2 separate regions of the Homo sapiens genome follow, and region 1 is linked to region 2. A link is an interaction called in ENCODE POLR2A ChIA-PET data of the cell type or tissue named here. Cell type or tissue: PC-9. All regions are shown on one strand.

What was found. Peaks named below come from ENCODE experiments on the same cell type or tissue, not always from the same donor. Only the 100,000 strongest peaks of a DNase experiment are listed, where the experiment ranks them.
Region 1: POLR2A ChIA-PET joins it to region 2 with 14 read pairs; 1 of 35 experiments calls an interaction of 5 or more read pairs at or near these places.

Annotation. Positions count from the first base shown.
Region 1 is chr14:75,011,258-75,015,257 of GRCh38, reverse strand. EIF2B2 (eukaryotic translation initiation factor 2B subunit beta) reads right to left here. Exons shown (of 8, transcript NM_014239.4): 8 at 2,892-4,000. It overlaps MLH3 (mutL homolog 3), which reads left to right. Exons shown (of 13, transcript NM_001040108.2): 13 at 1-1,483. Among named protein-coding and RNA genes, the nearest start is that of EIF2B2, 10 kb to the right of the region's middle. In PC-9, no CTCF peak of the experiment used is centred here; no DNase peak of the experiment used is centred here; H3K27ac peaks cover 865 bases.
Region 2 is chr14:75,262,250-75,266,249 of GRCh38, reverse strand. No RefSeq gene overlaps it. Among named protein-coding and RNA genes, the nearest start is that of FOS, 15 kb to the left of the region's middle. In PC-9, no CTCF peak of the experiment used is centred here; a DNase peak (open chromatin) is centred at 2,009.

The sequences.
Region 1 (4,000 bases), 250 kb after region 2:
TTTATAAGTGTGGGGGCATGCCTCAGCATAAAAACAACCTATTAGGGAAAAATATCTAATAGATTACCTTTATCGCCTGTTAGGGTTTTATGTTGTTTTTAACTCAGATGCCATAAGAACAAAGATACATGTAATTTATAATAGTAATCATTAATACCTATATTGTGCTTTAAGGTTTACAAAATAATTTTTCTCATACTTTATCTTAGTTTAGTTTCTTGACAGTCCATGAGGTAAGGTGGTAGCTTTATCACCATTTTACAAAGTGGGAAACGAAGGTTCCTCTTAGGAACCTAGTTGTCACCTTTGTATAATAAAACTTCGAAGCTCGGAGCTGTTAACTGGTTTGCTGAAGGCTTAGCTGTAAGAGCCAGAATTCAGACCCAGGTCTGAGTGACTTCAAACTGCACAGTCCTTCCCATTATTACCCATATGCTATCCCTTATATTTTTAATTTATTAGGAATTCATTCATTTATAAACTTGGTGATTCACCTTTATTAGATTCTGGTCGCTGAAGGCTTTAGTAACTTCAGAGTAAAACTTGAGAGATGAGATGTAAAATGCAGCCATTCTTGAGAGTTCCTTTTTCTGTAACATTCATCAACACTTCATTGAGAAGTGAAGGTTCCTATGGCTGTCTCTACCTTCAAGAGGCTTAGCTTTAGTCACTGAGAAAGACAAGGAAACTAATGATAGAATATAGTAGCTTCTTCTGGCGTTAGGTATCACAGAGTCACAGCTAGTTACAGCTAGCCCTTTATTATTGAAAGAAGAGGAGCTAGCAGTCCCACTATCAGAATTAAGACTAGAGATGGTAATAGGAGCTAGTATCAGAAAAGCTTAAGGCAAAGCATAAAGTGTAGGCTAGAATGAAGCTGGAGAATGGGGAGGGGGCTTGGGTAACATCCAGAACCTGGCTGGGGACCTGGAACTACATGAGATGTAAGAATGGAGAGGTTCTAGCAGTCAGAGGTCAGGTACAAATGAACAGCTGGGATCTGCGCATGGCAGACAGTGAAAAAACCCAGGCAAGCAAAATGGTCAGAGCAGAAAGGGGCCCAAGGCCACGTTCTTGAGATGTGGAGGGGGCTGAGGAAGCCACGCCAAGTAAGGACAGATGCAGCTCAGCAGTTCCTAGCGAGCCCTGACAAGCCAGCTCAGCTGAAGCTTCGGGTGGGAGCCAGTCATGGCACAGTGGAGTGAAGGAAGAGCAGTTTCAGGCACCCAAAACCTGACCCCCACGACCTGTTTTCCACCTGAAGAGCCACCCATTCCATCCAAACCCTTGGCAAAAGTCTGCTAACAGAGAGAACCGGCCAGTATGCTGGCCAGTCGCGATCATGCCTGTCTTTACCCTCTAAGCTGAAGCTGCTCATCAACGGTGAGATGGCAAAAAGGTGGGTCCAGAAGAGGGGAAAAGAAGGGAGTCTGTGAAAACAAAATGCTGAAGAATCTGCATCAAATAAACCCTTCCTTCCTTCCTTTTTCCTTCCATCCCTCTCTTCATTCAGCAAATCTTCAGTGAGTTCCTTTCTAAATGTATTGTATCAGAACTTGTGGGGGATATAAAGAAAAAAAAGAGGTTATCACATGGCTTAGGATGTTTCCAACCCTTGGATCATTTTCACCCCAGGCCCATTAGTTACAGAGCACTCAGTCTTACCCAGAAGCATCGGATATAGTCCAGGCAACCGGATCCAAGCGTGTGGGAATCGCAGTGTGCTGCATGTGGGAATCTATCAGGCCAGGATGATTCAAGCAGCAGCCTGCAGAAGTGGGATTTGGCCAGCCTTGCCTGACTCTGGCCTTCCAACTTGCTCTTATCTACTTCCAAAGTAAGGAATGCCCCATGATGGGCCGAGCAGTCCAAAAAAAGTGGCTTGGAGTTAGCTACCGCAATTAGCAGTTTCTCATTATTCAACACTGCATTACCTCTTTTTCATATTAACTGCAGAATTTTATTTTTATGTATTTATTATCCTTCCAAACCCAGTGTTGTAGGAAGAATATTACATATAAATGATAACTTAGGAATCTTGTCAAGTTTTTGTTTCTTCAGCACTAAGTAGCTTATTTTCTAGGCAGGTCTTAATTCTAAATGTAACATGCTTGAAAAAAACACTATTGAAAGGATCCGTCTCTTCAGCATAGTATTTAATATACATATCAGGCAATCACCATCTCAAGCATGATTAGACTCAAGTGCTGCCCTCCATCGTGTGAGGGATGCTGGGAGACTGGAAGCTTAGACTTTAGCTCTTTAAGTTGGTGCAAAAGCAATTGCAGTTTTTACTATTAATAATAATAATTGCCTAGCCATTGTGCAGTACCTTGCAAGAGCTCTTTGGCAAATGAAAGAATAATTCAAAGCAAAGTAGGCCAGATATAAAACACTTCCAAATCACATTTCAAAATTGTTCTTTCATGTCAACTAGGTGCATGTCTGCTAAGGGAGTTTTTGCAAGGACAGGTGGATAGTGTGAGGCCTTTACAATAATCACATCACCATCTGGTACTATCTGTATGGCAGAGCAGTTCTGATGTAGTTGTAGTATTATAGATCATTACAGAGTATGCCAGTCATTCCATGATGGAACTGTGACTGGCAGCCTTCATTAGCCCAAAGACTGATGCAACAGATTGCTTTGAGAAATAGTTTTGAAGCACATCCATGAAACATATGATCCTATGGGTTCCAGCATTGATTTCTTTGAGGTATCATTTTACACTTCAGTTTTTCCTGGTAGAGTATTTTTCAGAGATGTCTCTTCTGAGGCTAAATTAGGAATTTCTGTTCCTTATTCAAGTTCCAAGAATTGTGCCTTTCCTGCCCTCTGCCCAAACTGGAAGATAGAAACCGTGGGAAAAAAGTGTCTTTACAAACTGCACTGTTATCTAACTTGGTTTATTTAGCATATTGAGGAAGACTTTCACATCCATGGAATCCTAGTTCTATTAATTCTCTCCAAGCTACAACAGTTGTTTTTTTGTTTGTTTTTTTCCGAGTTTCTCGGTTCCGCCAGCAAGGCAGGGGTGGGAGGTGGGCACCCCTGATACCAAGGCTGACAGGTAGTGAGTTGATGTGGAACTTCTGTTTCCTCCTGTTCAGTTCAGGTTCTCTCTTTCTGATACTTACCCCTCCTCAAATAGGGAAACGGAGAGAGGGGAAATAAGAAGATGAGCCTTAATAGGGTTTACTTAATTGGGGTCATAAAGATTCTAAAAAGTATGCATTCCTGCAGTTCTGTTCTAGGCACTGTAAGAGCTGACCAGAAAGAGAGCTTCTACCCTTATAACCTTCATCCAACTCAGTCATGCCTGGGAAGGATGTTGGTGCTAATTTTAGACACAGAGACTAAGATGGACAAAGGACAAGTATCATAAAGCATTTTTGGAGCCAGGAACAGATTTAAGTTCCTTGCCTCACTGCTGCTCTTACTCCAAACCACACAATTGTACCCAAGTGAATTGCTGTTAGAATTGGTGCCTTTGGAGGAGACAATTGCTCGTAATTGGTAGCTACAAGCCACTTCACTGAGAAAGCGTGGGGTCTTAGATGCTTTAAGAAATAATAGAAAGACTGAGCCTGAGTGAGTCAGGCTCTTCTGAGTCATACAGCTTTTAGGTCAGTGTAAAATGCCGACTTTCTGAGGTCTTACTTTTTTCCCCTCTCTGGAAGACCTAAGGCAAAGATCGCTCTCAAAGAGATATCAAAGAATAGAGACCTTTCCCTCAGAACCTACCTCTGCCCAGTGTTAACCAAAATGTGGTTTCAAATCACCTGTTCAAAGCCCACAGGCTATTTGTTAAACATGCAGATTCTTAGTGCTCCCTCCACCCACACAGACACTGCACAAGAGGCCCTGCTTTGGACCACTAGTTCCTAAACATGGCAGAAAATCTGGATCACCTGGGAGACTTTTTAGGTTAAAAACCGGAAACAATATGTAAGCATAAACATGTCAACAAAATTAGAGGATGTCCCTCTGCTTGCTGTG
Region 2 (4,000 bases):
CTACTTTTTATCTAGATCTCAAACTTAAAATGTCACATCCACATAAAGGACTTTCCCCAGCAGCCAGGCTGAATTAGGAACCTTTTAGAAGCCCTCATTCCACCCTAGGCTTTTCATGATTAGCACTTACCACCATTTCTAGTAATACATTTATTTAGAAAGCATTTGGGCTAATTTCTAAAAATTAAGTTCCACAAGAGTAGGGATCTTTGTTTTATTCACTGATGTACCCCCAAGGAGTTAGAGAAGCCTGATCCTAATAGCTGTTAATTGTTGAATTAAATGAATTCATTTAATGTCTATCTCCCCACTCCAAGAAGGCAGACACCTTGCCTATTTTACTCATCAATGACTCTCTAGCCCCTAACACAGTATCTGGCATATAATAGCTGCTCAAAAAATACTTCTTGAATAAAGAGAAATAATGATAGCTAATATTTATTGAGTGCTTGCTCAGGAATTATGCGAAGTGCTTTACAAATATTGTTATGGTTTTTGTTGTTGTTTTGTTTTGAGACGGAGTCTCACTCTGTCACCCAGGCTGGAGTGCAGTGGCGCAATCTCAGCTCACTGCTACCTCCACCTCCCGGTTCAAGCGATTCTCCTGCCTCAGCCTCCTGAGTAGCTGGGATTACAGGTGCCCGCCACAATGCCTGGCTACTTTTTTTGAGATGGAGTCTCACTCTGTCACCCAGGCTGGAGTGCAGTGGCATGATCTCAGCTCACAGCAACCTCTGCCTCCCAGGTTTAAGCGATTCTCCTGCCTCAGCCTCCCGAGTAGCTGGGATCACAGGCACCCACCACCACACCCGGCTAATTTTGTATTTTTAGTAGAGACAAGGTTTCTCTATGTTGGTCAGGCTGGTCTCGAACTCTCAACCTCAGGTGATCTGCCCACCTCGCCCTCCCAAAGTGCTGGGATTACAGGTGTGAGCCACCATGCCCGGCCTACTTTTTGTATTTTTTTTAGTAGAGACAGGGTTTTACTATGTCGGCCAGGCTGGTCTCAAACTCCTGACCTCAAGGAATCCTCCTGCCTCGGTCTCCCAAAGTGCTGGGATCACAGGTGTCAGCCACCGCACCCAGCCTTGTTATGTTATTTAATATTCACCACGATTCAATGATGTAGGTATATTATTCCACTATTTTGGTTGAATAGGTTCAATAATTTTTTTTTTTAGTAGAGATGGGATCTCACTATGTTGCTCAGGCTGATCTCAAACTCCTGGCTCAAGCAAATTTTCCCACCCCAGCCTCCCAAAGTACTGGGATTACAGGCGTGAGCCACCACACCCAGCCAATTCAATATAATTTTTAAAATAATGATCTTATAATTTTCTAATCCACACCATATAATTGGGCTAAATATTTCCCCAGTGTAGTTGATAGTGCTCTGGTGACCTGCATAAGTAAATTTATTTCCCTAAGTACCTACCAGGGAATGACTAATAAGAGAGAAACTCAGGGCCAGGTGCAGTAGCTCACGCCTGTAATCCCAGCACTTTGGGAGGCCCAGGCGGGTGGATCACCTGAGGTCAGGAGTTTGAGACCAGGCTGACCAACATGGTGAAACCCCATCCCTACTAAAAATACAAAAATTAGCTGGGCATGATGGTACGTGCCTGTAGTCTCAGCTACTCGGGAGGCTGAGGCAGGAGAATCGCTTGAACCTGGGAGGCCGAGGTCGGCAGTGAGCCAAGATCGCACCATTGCACTCCAGCATGAGCAACAGAATGAGACTCCATCTCAAAAAAAAAGAGAGAAACTCAATCTCATGGGCCTTAATTATGCTAATGTTGCTTGGAATTAAAATATAGGCTCAGCTTCTAGAGACATTGGGCTTTGGAGAAAAATTTATCTATGTTGTGCTGGTTGCATTGGGTTCATATGCAACCACAGAAAATATAGAATGCTTCCAGTTTTGCTAGGGGACACTGGAGGCAGGAAAACAGTATGCGCCAAATCTTGCCCAAGATGCTGGTTAAACCTGCTTTGCCAGCGTCTCCTGTACCTACCTGGGACACCAGCTGGAAGGCAGGTTTGTTCCCTCCTCTGGGAGGAACCATGCCAGTCCCTAACACTCTGCCCCATCTGATCTGGCTAGATCAGGCTTTGGGAAGTCAACAATCCCACCTCGCCAGGTAAAACCAGAAGTGTTCAGGTGGTGCAGCATGGTCCCAGCAAGGAATGGACTCACTGAAAACAAACTGATCTGCCCAGAGTGGAAGTAATTCCAAGAGAATTATTCAAAGTATTATATTCCCCATATCAGAACCCATTCTGGTGAGATTATGTTACTCTCCTTTAACAAAGAAACTGGTGACCCAAAGAAGCATCGTGTGAGAAGTGGTCATCTTATCAGGAACATTAATTCTTGAGTTAAATTTTTACCTCTCCTTGATTTCTCTATCTGCTCTTTGTCACTGTCAGCACCACCCCATAAATACTGAAGAAGAAACAGGAGTGTCCAAGGTAAATAGGAAAAATAAAGACAAAGCAGGGAATTTGCATACAGCTACATATCTTTGATTTAAAAGGACTATCCTTCAGTTTTAAATAATGTCCTTTTTTTTTTTTTTTTTGAGACAGAGCCTTGCTCTGTCATGCAGGCTGCAGGCTGGAGTGCAGTGGTGCGATCTTGACTCACTACAACCTCTTCCTCCCACTTTCAAGTGATTCTCCTGCCTCAGTCTCCCAAGTAGCTGGGATTACAGGCGTGCACCACCACGCCCGGCTACTTTTTGTATTTTTAGTAGAGGTGGGGTTTCTCCATGTTGGCCAGGCTGGTCTCGAACTCCTGACCTCAGATGATCCACCTGCCTAAGCCTCCCAAAGTGCTGGGATTGCAGGTGTGTACCACCGTACCCAGCCAGATAATGTCCTTTTGACTTTTTTAGTGTTAAAATGTCTTCTCATTTATGAAATGATAGTGATAATAAGTAGTAATTGTTGTTCGGTAAAATTCAAAGTTGGCAACCCATGTCAATTCCCAAACTTGTAAAAAAAACTTTGCTTGCCCCTATAGTATATGGGAGTCTCTGGATGACTGCAGTGGTGTCTTCGGAGGTTTTAGGTGAGGATGGGGAGAAGCATTTCCCCCCTCATCTGTGAGTGGAACTACGGGTCTGCTGGGTGGGTTCCGAGGGTCCTGTGTCAGCAACTGGTACACCATGAAGGTTGACTTTGACTAAAATGAATAATCTCTAGGATTCCAGCATCTCATTTCTCAGACCTACCCAAGAGCCCAGTGCACCTGTCTGGTGCCATCTCACCTGTCGGGGAGGAACATGTCTGGTAATGTAATTTACATTAAATTTCAGGAGCCTACTGCTCACAAGAGAATTTGTCTTTTAAGAGTAGGACCCAAAGGGAATGGCAAATGCTTAATCCAAAGAAATATATTGCTGATGATGGAATTTTAGGGACAGTGAGGGAGCATTCCTTGGCATAGGGCATATCAAATCACATAGATGGGCATTTATCCAGTCTCTCTATGAATTACATCTCTTGACACTTGACCTTGACACTGCTCCATTTACAGACCACCTCATCTTGCAGAATATTTTTAAACTTTAAAATACCCTCTGACTTACGGTTTTTGAAGCCCTTCCACAAGCATGACCTAGTATGACCCTCCTAACAGTCCCGAGAGGTAAGGAGGCCAGGTAGCAACATCTCCTTTTTTTTTTTAGAAGGAATTTCGCTCTTGTTGCCCAAGCTGGAGTGCAATGGTGCAATCTTGGCTCACTGCAACCTCCACCTCCGGGGTTCAAGCAATTCTCCTGCCTCAGCCTCCCAAGTAGCTGGGATTATAGGCATGTGCCACCACACCTGGCTAATTTTTTGTATTTTTAGTAGAAATGGGGTTTCACCATGTTAGCCAGCATGAGTGGAAGAGTGAATTCTATCATGGCTGAGATGTGAAGGAGGATAGTGTGAACCTGGGCCTTGAAAGGCCAGGTAGGTCACAGCTCCTACACATCCTGGCCTGGGCCAAGGC